Linked DNA regions of Homo sapiens: region 1 is linked to region 2. The links are chromatin loops, found by intact Hi-C in ENCODE. Cell type or tissue: natural killer cell. All regions are shown on one strand. Each heading gives the region's core, and the rest is flanking DNA. Links, peaks and the distances in the headings are about the cores only. Region 1 holds the start of LOC105370775 (a long non-coding RNA gene). Region 2 overlaps FSIP1 (fibrous sheath interacting protein 1).

What was found. Hi-C counts contacts between places; a loop is a spot of excess contacts. Peaks named below come from ENCODE experiments on the same cell type or tissue, not always from the same donor. Only the 100,000 strongest peaks of a DNase experiment are listed, where the experiment ranks them.
Region 1: a loop joins it to region 2, with 8 times the contacts of the local background. A loop is called at or near these places in 1 of 110 quality-filtered maps.

What each region holds. Positions count from the first base shown.
Region 1 is chr15:38,668,672-38,674,053 of GRCh38, forward strand. LOC105370775 (a long non-coding RNA gene) reads left to right here and starts at 3,224. Exons shown (of 2, transcript XR_007064584.1): 1 at 3,224-3,269. RefSeq lists enhancers at 1,746-1,815, 2,949-3,068, 4,761-4,810. In natural killer cell, for the core only: no CTCF peak of the experiment used is centred there; DNase peaks (open chromatin) are centred at 1,670, 2,160, 3,140, 4,320 and 1 weaker place; H3K27ac peaks cover 3,782 bases.
Region 2 is chr15:39,622,353-39,627,734 of GRCh38, forward strand. All of the region lies in intron 10 of FSIP1 (fibrous sheath interacting protein 1), which reads right to left. Among named protein-coding and RNA genes, the nearest start is that of THBS1-IT1, 39 kb to the left of the region's middle. RefSeq lists an enhancer at 1,424-1,513. In natural killer cell, for the core only: no CTCF peak of the experiment used is centred there; DNase peaks (open chromatin) are centred at 1,419 and 2,639; H3K4me3 peaks cover 432 bases; H3K27ac peaks cover 5,000 bases.

The DNA of each region.
Region 1 (5,382 bases), core at 270-5,269, 950 kb before region 2:
CTGAGCACAATCTCCTTTAATATTGAAGAACTAGTCTCCAGCCTCTGACTGAGGGAGAAGAGGAGGGCTTCTAACACATTCTAAAATGGAATGGCAGAGATGGAAAGTGGTATTTATTGACTTCTAATTTGCCATCTGTCTGCCTTAATATTTGTCTGAAATACAAACATGACAAAGGAAGAGCAAGTCTTTATGAAGGCTATTTGGCTTTCCACCCCAAGCCTATAGGCGTCATGACAATGGAGAGGCCAGCTCTCTCACCGCTGGCTGTCTGGTCCTCTGTCAGCCACTGTGAAAGGGGTCACAGGGAAAGCGTTAACAGATCAATGCCTTTGGCTGTGTGCTCCCTTTTCCCACAGCGATCGCCCAGGATGCCTTAAAAATAATCTCTCCTTTTCACGCAGAGTAGATTTGCAGGTCTGGAGTCCGTAAAGCCAATTTTCATTTTTAATCCGGTTTGAGCCCATCTCATTAATCAGTCAAGTCTTCCTTTTCACACTTGCCTTGGGATACAAAGAGAGCCCAGTTATGAGCTGTTAATTAGCTATTAGGGGACTGGGAAACTTCCAAGGGGTCATTATTCACAGTGAGGCTAATACTTATTTAATTAGAACTATTCCTTTCCTGTCATAAATCCCTAGTTAAAATAAATGTAGCTCAAAATGTCAGCTCAGCTTAAAAGAAACTAGTGGTTAATTCAAATTCTGCTGATTTTTTATGGGACAAATGTTTGAACAATAGTGCAATCCTGCCAAGCCAAGCATAGTAAGACCCAAGTCTAATCAGAACTGGCACTTAGGGGTTGTATATGTGTGTGTTTTGACGGAGAATGTTCATGAGACCAAGAAAGTGGGCTCCCTTTGATCATCAATCACCCTCTCACATACATTTTTTTCTTTTCTTTTCCTTTTTTTTTTTTTTTTTTTTGAGACAGAGTCTCATTCTGCTGTCTAGATTGGAGTGCAGTGGTGTGATCTTGGCTCACTGCAACCTCTACCTCCTGGGCTCAAGCCATCCTCCCACCTCAGCCTCCTAAGTAGCTGGGACTACAGGTGTGCACCACACTGTCTAATTTTTGTATTTTTTTGTAGAGATGGGTTTCACCACATTGCCCAGGGTGGTCTTGACCTCCTGAGTTCAAGCGATATGCCTGTCTTGGCCTCCCAAAGCGCTGGGATTACAGGCATGAGCCACTGTGTTTGGCCTTTTAAAAACTTTGATAAGAACCTGAGATCTAATTGTGGTAGGGAAAAGCAGAAAGGAATGGGATAAAGCAGCATCATCTTTATAGACACTCGTGTGCAGTGTATATGCAGCTTATAACACGGCCACACATCCTTAAAACTGGGATTAACTGAGGCACTTGAAGGAGAGTGTGCTGGATAATGAAGTTTGTATTTAGACAAGCGTTCACAGAAAGCTTTTGCTTTCCTACTGCTATTGAAGCTTTTGAAAAAGAAGTTTCTATGTTTTCTTCCAGTTCCAGTTGTCTATTGTTATATAACAAACTACCACACAATTTAGTGGCTTAAAACAACCACCATTTTATTTGTGAGTCATAAATTTGGAGAGGGCTCTACTAGGCAGTCATTCAGTTCTATATTGCTTCTGCTGGTTTCACTTGGCTACATTTCAAAAGGTGTTACCACATCTGGTACCTCAGTGCTATTCCACCCTGACCCTCTTTCTGTCTCTCTTATTATGGCTAGTGTGGGCTCTTCACAGACTGGTGGCCACAGGGTAGGTAGATGTCTTGCATGGTGGCTGTGTTTCAAGAAAGTGTTGCAAGTCACATAGAAAAGCTGAAAAATCTCTTAAGGGTCAGCCTTGGAAATTACTAAGTGTCACTTCTACTGCATTCTATTGGTCAAAATAACTACAAGGCCAGCCCAGATTCAAGAGAAGGGGAAATTTATGTCAACTCTCAATGGCCTCCCAATGACAAAGAATGTGTGGCCATCTTTATGGCACCACACGGAACTCACCGCCTGCAAAATCTGCATTTTGTTTGTTGATTAAGGAGTGTGTGGTACCTCCAGACCATAATTTAAGATGTGAATGATGATTGCCTAGTTCTGCAGATGCAGGAAATGTGGTGAATCCCAGCATCAGTTAAAGATGCTTTCAGCTGTGAAAAACAGAAAACCTAATTCAAATCAGTTAACGTCATATGACATTTCTTTGCTTACAAGGCAGGAAGTCCAGAGGTGGGGGGTGTTCCTCAGGGTTGGTTGAGCCAATGTCTTAGTGATGTCATTAAGTGATGTCTCATTACTCTCATTCTCTTCTGTGACATTCCCAGGGTTGGCTGGTTGGCTTCATCCTAAGTCTGGCTCTTCTTACGGTGGGATGGCTATCAGTAGTCATTGTGGCTGCTTTCTTTCTTATTCACATTCAGTGAGAGAGAGACTACTATTTGTGGTTCTTTCTTAAAACTGAGAAAGAAGCTTCCAGAAGACATTATCAAATCTATTCTCTAGTCTTATTGACCAGAATTGGCTCACATGGCCATTTCTGAACCAATCACTGCCAAGAGGAAAGTGATATTCATATGCTAGTTTGTCCCATTCTGGATCTGAGGGTGGGATCAGCATCTTTGAGACATGGGCTGTAGGAAACAAAAATCAAAGTGGGGATTATATTGGTAAAAAAAAAAAGAAGGCAATCGATTTTGTATATGCAACCAAGAATGTCATTGTATTGCTTTAAAAATAATTTTGGGGCATCGATTCATTTTCCTAAGAGAAAAAATAAAAATTCCTTTTGAGAGTTCAGTTTAGGGAGAAATTAATTGTAGAACGAGCAACATTATGGAGACAGACCTGGTTAGAATTCTGTTTTCCTACTGAGAGAGTAATCTCCCTAAAGTCTCCATCTTCCCTCCGTTGAACCAGGATAACAGTACATGCTTCTTAGGGTCAGAATTAAAAAGTGATAATGTGTGCAGGATACCAAGACAAAGTAAATAGTCCTAATTTGAGAATACATGAGTACACAAATGGGAGGTTCCCCTGATCAGACAGTGGGGTATTTCCGAAGGTCTATGGGTGGAGGGGATGTGGAGCACAGTCGTATCTGAAAGCTCAGAATGCAAACTTTCGCAACTAGAACCATCTGGAGTGAGAGGGGTGGTGATACAGAGCTGGGACAGATTTCTCTGGGTGTTTCCTCCCCTACAGCATGTTTTTTAGAAGTGAAATCAGGTTACGAAGAGCACTAAGGCAGCTTTGAAGGGGAAGTCCTGAGAGAACAGGCTGCAGCTTCGGGGTGTGAGTATGTGTTGTATGCTTGTTGGGGACTGGGGGTGTGGAGAACAGCAGGCCCACTTACTTGGCCTTGCCTGATGGCAGATTAGGTCAATAGTGGATGGCCTCACCTCCTCCACAACTCCTGCCTCTGAGTCACCTCTCAGCCAGGGAACATATGGCAATGTCATGAAGCTCAGGCTATGCTCTGGGCCCATTTACCCAACCCAAAGCATGATTACTCTGTATCTCTCTGAGTCTCATTGTTCCCCACCTCCTACAAAGGAAGAGTACTCTCTCCCTCCCTCTCTATTGTTCCCTCCCAGTGCCGGCAGGGCCTTTATCCTCTGTGAGTATGTTTGGAAACTAAAGTAAGAGATTCTTGGGGAGAAGTTTCCATCCAGGCATCATTCACTCAATTTTTTTTTGCATGTGTGTTACCTTAGCCAATGTGCCAGTGTATTTGATGCTCTACAAGAGGTAGAAGTGAGAGGTACTGTGTTCTTCAAAGGTGAAAAATAAGCCCCAGATGTTTCAAACAGCAGCTGAGTCACAAAACACTTTCAAAAATGTCCTCTGACTAGCCCAGACGATGCAGAAAGATAATGTGAAAAATATTCACCTTAAAGAGGAGGATTTTAATGTTGCCCATAAAGTTAATCATATTTCAAATGTTTGAGACAATTTTTGGTATGTTTTAGGGAGACACCAGACCTGAAATGAATGCTAGAGGCTGGCTGAGTTGCAACAAAAGAGCAGGGAATCTTTTAATAGTGAATGTCAATAGGCAGCAGGCCATCTCCATGCCTTCTGCCCTCTTTGTCTTTACAAACACCATAAGGTAGGTGTGAATATCCCATTTCACAGAAGAGGAAACTGGGGTTTAGGGAGTCAATGTCAGACAGTAGTGATTGACCAAGTCAATCGCAGTTTGTGTGTTACACCAGTTCCCATTGATACAATAACGTTTGTTCATCCATGTTTAGCTCATCGTATAAGATGAGTTAATCACAAATAGGGAAACGTGAGTTCCTGCCCTAGCTCTGCCCCCTTACTAACAGGTAGGCGCTGGGTGAATGCCATTTCCTCTCTCTGGGTGAATGGGCTGACTAGATGGTCTCTGAAAGCAGAATCAGCTCTGAAAAGTCAAGGTTGCGTTAGCTCTTTTGCATCCTCATCCGTGTGCTCTTTTAGCTCAGTCATGCCCATCTGGTCTCCTGAAGGGGTGTGGCTGGGCAGAGCCTCATGTAAATATTTGGGTGGAAGGAGAGCCTCATGAGATGTTTCTTGACCGGGAGAGCCGCCTTGACCAGGCCTCCCAGGGGGCAGCCACTGGGAGTGGTTTCTCTCCATGAATCACCTGGGGCTGCAATGTGGGAGCCCTTTCTGCTTTCACCGTAAAAATCACGTTGCTGAATGCATGTAGATTAAAAAATAAATGAGATTTCTTTGCTTTGAGGTATTATGAAACATAACATGTATTCCTAAAAACAATTTTGCTATTTGTGTAAGGCAATGTGTAAATGAGGTCACACTGGCATGCCCTGGCTGTTTACAGACTGTGAGAGGTGGAGTCAGAGAGTGAAGCAAGCGGGTGAGGTTCATGGACCGGCTTCTCAGGGATGGTGGCTTTGAGAAAGGGAAGGAAAGTTCTAGGCATCACATAGCTGTTTGAAACATTTTTATGATAGATTAAAGCTAAAAAGCCGGTGGAGGAGGAAAAATGCAAAGGACAAACTATGAAGACAATGAAGATACTTGTTAAAACTGGGATTTGGGCTTGGCACGGTGGCTCATGCCTATTATCCCAGCACGTTAAGAGGCCAAGATGGGCGGATCACCTAGGTCAGGAGTTCGAGACCAGCCTGACCAACATGGCAAAACCCCGTCTCTACTAAAAATACAAAAGTTAGCTGGATGTGGTGGCAGGTGCCTGTAATCTCAGCTATTGGGGAGGCTGAGGCAGGAGAATTGCCTGAACCTGGGAGGCAAAGGTTGTGGTGAGCTGAGATTATGCCACTGCACTCCAGCCTGAGTGACAGAGTGAGACCCTGTTTCAAAAAAATAATAATAATAATTTTAAATAAATTGAGATTTGTAGGTCAAAGAGGTCAACTTGGGATCTGCTGTAATCCCA
Region 2 (5,382 bases), core at 308-5,307:
CCACCTTCATTTTAGTAGCTCTTTTATGAATCTTCTTTCTCGTTTCAGCCAATACACACACATTTCATAGTAAAAGAGTAAATCTATTGGATTTTTCATCAGGAAAAGAATAGAATACACATGCAGTTTTAGTTCTGCTGCATCTTGCATCTGGTTGGCACACTAGGTTATGTCTTACAGAATAATAATAAATAGGTAGCATTCACTAAGCAGACTAGACTCTGCTCTAGGCATAATACATGTATTGATTCCTTTAATTTTGCAATAAACCTATTAGGTAGAAACTATTGTTATTTCCACTTTGCAGATGAAGAAACTGAAGCACTAAGAAATGAAGTAACCTCTCCAAGGTCATATAGCTTCTAAACCGTGGACTTGAAATTTGAATCCAGGTAGTCTGGGTCCAGAACCTAAGTGTCTAGCCACATGGCTACACTGCCACTCGCTGTAAATGAGTTCTCCCTCTACCACCCTCCAAGTGTCCTTTTCCCAACTGCTGCTCATTTTTCTGTCCATTCTATCAGATACAGAAACTCTCCCCGCAGAACAGTTTACTTAACTTGGGACTTTATTGCCCAGATTGGCTTTTGTGTGTACGTTTTATGCAAATGTACACAGTGTATGTTTTATGCAAACATATATAGTGCCCTCTCTTTTAGCTCATTAAAAAAAAAAACCCAGCCACAGCTCCATTCCCAGGATACCCACTGTTTACACATCTCCACCCAGATAAATGCCAGTTTGATGTAGAAGCTAAATTTGATGAGGAATGCAACTTGTAATTGCTGGAGATGGAACACAGACTGTGGATTACCTCACTCTCATCCCTGCCCCACCTCCTATGCTATATATCCGGAGTTTCTCCAGCCATAAAAATCTCCAGTTAATTGGGCAATGGATTTCTTGACAAGGCAATCAAGATTATGTCCCTGGTGCAGATAATCAGAAAGTCTACCCATTATAAACCAGCAGAAGCAATCTTGTCCTTTGATGTAAGCTTACTTCGGGTGTTTTTTATTTCCCCCAAACAGCACTCCTAAAGACCCACCCTATGAAACCAATACCATTATCACAAGTGAGAAAAGGGTGGAAAGCTAGAATGTTCTAAATGATTAACAAGGAGAATATGGATGTACACAGATTTTAATGACACCTAGTTCTACTTCCAAATAAGCAACTAAAAAACATTCCACCGTTTGCTTAATGACGAAGATATAAGTTTATAGCTCTCTATTGCAACCACTACTGGCAACACCTCCGTAGTAGTCTATTTTAGTCAAGGTTTTTTGGCTATAAGGAACAGAAACCCTTATGTCAAAAAAAGAGGTGGTAGGGTTGAGGTTTGCTGTAAGATCAAAGAAGTCATTTCATGGACAACGACAAGCAGGAAATAAGAGTATAGACTGGCCTTTCAGAGTCTAGAGCTGAGAAACCACCAGGCACCAGTCATGTGCCCCATCTGTCTTTCTGGGTCCATGTCATCTCTTCACTCACTGCCTGCCTGATGCATCCTCTTCTCTGCAAACCAGCTTTCTCTGCTTATTGATGGTTTCTGCTTTCTCACAACCTCAGCTTGCCTATGTAGCATGAACTGACTCTGTAAGAGTATCACACCCACCAACAACTGACTATGTCCTTTAGCTCTCTATATTCTTTTGCTTAAATTTTCAAGCAAGATAACCTGGTTGGTCACTGGCCAGGTTGATGGACTGCCTGTGTCAGGTTCAAGTGTCCACCACTGGTCCAAACATCTGAACTGAGGGTCACATGGTAGAAACACAACCATCCAAGCCCAAGGTTTTGGCAGGGCTGTGGGTAAGGTGATTTCCCAAACAAGAAGGTATCAACAGAACAGGGATTCAAAAATATCATATTTTTGAACTATAATTACTATGAAGTACGTAACCATCAGAAGGAACCTGCCACTTAATTTAGTTCTATAGTCAACTACAAGATTAATGATGGAAGTGTTTCCAAACTTCACTGATCTCATTAAATCTGGGTACTCACTGAAGAGTTATTTGAGATATAAATGTAGAACTAGTTGTCAGAAAATACCTACCTGTGCATAGAAAAATAAAGGCACTCCAGTTAGGCTACAGAACAGCACTATCGAGTCTGAATGCTCACAATAGGCTCACATCACTTGCTATAGCTCTTTTGGATTAAACACATCTAAAAATCAAGGGGGAAAAATAATTGGTGTTCATTTTAATGTCTGTATCAATGGCGCTAAGGATTCATAGGAGAAAAGGGCTTGTTCTTCCTTCCTCTCCTAGCTCCTTCCCTCCCTTTTCCATTCTCCCACCTTCCTCTCTTACACTGAGGCTACCCCAATCATATAAAGGCAAGTCCGGCAGGTAGACTGCTCTTAAGAAGCCAAACCAAGGACAAAGGGTCCTGGGGGCCAGGGACAATCTGGCATATTTTTCACCAGAATAGTCAGAGGCTGTCTGGCCAGAAGAGAATCTGAACTCTAGTCAAAAAGGAAGCAAATATCATTGCCAGAGAAACTATGTAAACCACCATCAAGAGTGAGGGTTGAGGCAAGGCTGTAAACAGGAAAGTGAGTCAGCTCCCAGGTCAGCAGCCAGGAGGCTCAGTGGACAGAATAATACTGAGTGTGAAGTAGGTCACGGCAAACAGCTCTGAAGCGAGGTCATGAACGTTGTGGTGGTGTGGGAAGCCCTTTTTATGTGGGGCCTGGCATGGCAAAGTCACCGTGCAGAATCAGACCCCACCCATGCCTAGGCTACCCATCTTCCCCAAACAGCCGGGTGAGGCAGGGCTTGCCTTATGGGTTTGCCTGGTGAGAGGCTGCTGTGGCCCTGGGCATTCTGTGATGGCTCGTCTCCCGTGGCCCAGGTGCCCGGGCTGGCTCCATGGCTTCAAGGATCCAAGCTTTCTGTTTCTATGTACCAGAATGAGAGAGGTGGGCTGCCAGCGGGACCCCAGTGTGTAAGTTAGGGATGAGCATGGATCGAGGGAGCTAGAAGCAGGAGGTAGGATTCTCAAGTCCTACTATTTGAAAAAGGGCTAGAAACATGGCTTGCCGGGGACATAAGCAGAAAAGTGTGGAGGTGCTCGGCAGGAGAGCCAGACTGTGCTTTCTAACAGGGTGACTTTGCTTTCTAACAGGGTGACTGGTGAAAATGGACTCTTATGTTTTCATTTTGTGGGACAATTACCATTTGAGGATTGCCAACAGTAGCTGTTTTCTAGCAGTAGAGACAGCAAGTCCACTTGGATCAGATGCCCTTTGTTCTGAGCAAGTCGCCGGAATGGCCCTGTTATCACATGTCTATCACTTCCTTTCCCGAAACAAGTCTGGGGCCCAGCTCTACAGCTGGAGGGGGCCTGGCACCTCTGCCCCAAACTCCCAGCTAAAAAAGCCTGGCCAGGAGATGAGGTGCACAGATTTGCATAAAGAGCCTAAAAAGGGGCCCCTGATTGAGTAGTTCTCATGCTCCGAGGGAACTGGAACCTACTCCACCCCCTACTCCGGGAAGTAGATCCAGTTTGTTACTTTAGAGCAGCTAGCTCCCACTGCTTGGCAAGACTGTTTATTGGCTATTATTAGTTATGAGTATCATTTGCATGGGTGAAGGCCTTCTGTACTCTCAGTTTGATGATGCCTATTTTTACTGTGTAGAGATAAGTTGGGTCAAGGAAGGTTGTGATGGGGTCAGTAGTCAAGGAGGCCATTAGCTATTTAAATACCTTAACCTCCAATGGATCCAGATTAAACCTCACCCTCTTGCAGGAAATCAGCTGATAGATGAGTCACATTGGAGAAATCTGGTATAAATGAAACCTAAAGAACTTATGTATGCCCACAGGAGTCTCTAGAACTTTAAATACTTTGCTTGATATCATCTAAACTTCACAATTGAAGAGAAGGTATCCTCAGAACTCTGTCTCTGGGATCTTCAACATGTGTCTTCTGTGTTGAGCTGGCCTGAAGATGGAGGTGCTGTGTCTGTAAAGGATCTTCCCAAACAGGGGTTCATTTAAGGCCAGGTCAGGGGAGTGTATCCAAAACCCTCCACCTTGTACTGGTGCTGAAAGAAGGTGGAGATGTGGCATGGCCTGGAAGGTAGTACCTGGCCTTGCACAGTCTGCCCGTAGGTCAGCGATATGGTTTGGCTCTGTGTCCCCACCCAAATCTTATCTCAAATTGTAATCCTCATGTGCTGAGGGAGGGATCTAGTGGGAGGTGATTGGAACACAGGGGTGGTTTCCCCCATGCTGTTCTTGTGATAGTGAGAAAGTTCTCACAAGATCTGATGGTTTTAAAAGTGACAGTTTCCCCCGTGTGCTCTCTCTCTTGCCTGCTGCCATGTAAGATGTGCCTCTGCCTTCCGCCATGATCCTAAGTTTCCTAAGGCCTCCCCAGCCATTCGGAACTGGGAGTCAATTAAACCTCTTTTCTTTATAAATTACGTAGTATTTTTACAGCAGTGTGAAAATGGATGAATACAGTTAGACAAGGCTTCAGGTACCAGGACTTCTGCTTTCCAGAGACATGAGCCCTTAATACTTGATCAGTGCCACGATCACCAGCAGCTCCTCTGCCTCTTATTGTGAGAAGCATCTCACTAGTGTAGCACTATCTGGACCCTTCCCCCCTCACCCCAATCACAGAGAACACTCAGCTAGGCCCCACCCATATAAGAGAGACCCCTCAAAAAGATGCTCAACCCTGGGAACTGGAAAAGAAAACTGAGTATTTCCTTACATGCCCAAGAAGTTTCCCAGCAGCATACACAAGTCAAACGGCCAGGCTGCACTGACATTACACTGCTCAACGTGACTGGATTCAGATTACCCATCATCCAGACCTGTGCACTTGCCTGCTGCCGGGCTGAGCACTTGCCTGCTGCCAGGCTGAGCAGATCTAACATGGCCTGTGCTGCTCTCACAGGTGTAGACCTGGATGTCACTTCTGATGCCACTGCCATGGCCCCTCAAGTCACCCATGGGTACAGCAAGCCCCTCTTGGCTCCTTCCCAGGATTTCTTGTCTATTGCTGATGAGGTGTGAGTTGCTAATAAGGTGTGGGATGATCAGCTGGCCACTTCTAGGCTTGTACAAACCAGAAGTGCAAGAGAATTCATGCCCCTTGGGGCAGACTTTGACCAAGGGGAGAGGGAAGGCAGTGAAGGAGTTACTTTCCCCCAGAAAGACTCCCTGAAGTGCAGTCACCCACATGGCAGCTCTCTGCATATGTCCCACAAGTCACCCACATGGTATCTCTCTGCATATGTCCCACAAGTCACCCACATGGCATCTCTCTGCATGTGTCCCACAAGTCACCCACATGGCATCTCTCTGCATATGTCCCACAAGATCAATCAGCTGTACTTGCTAGCAAGCAGTAGT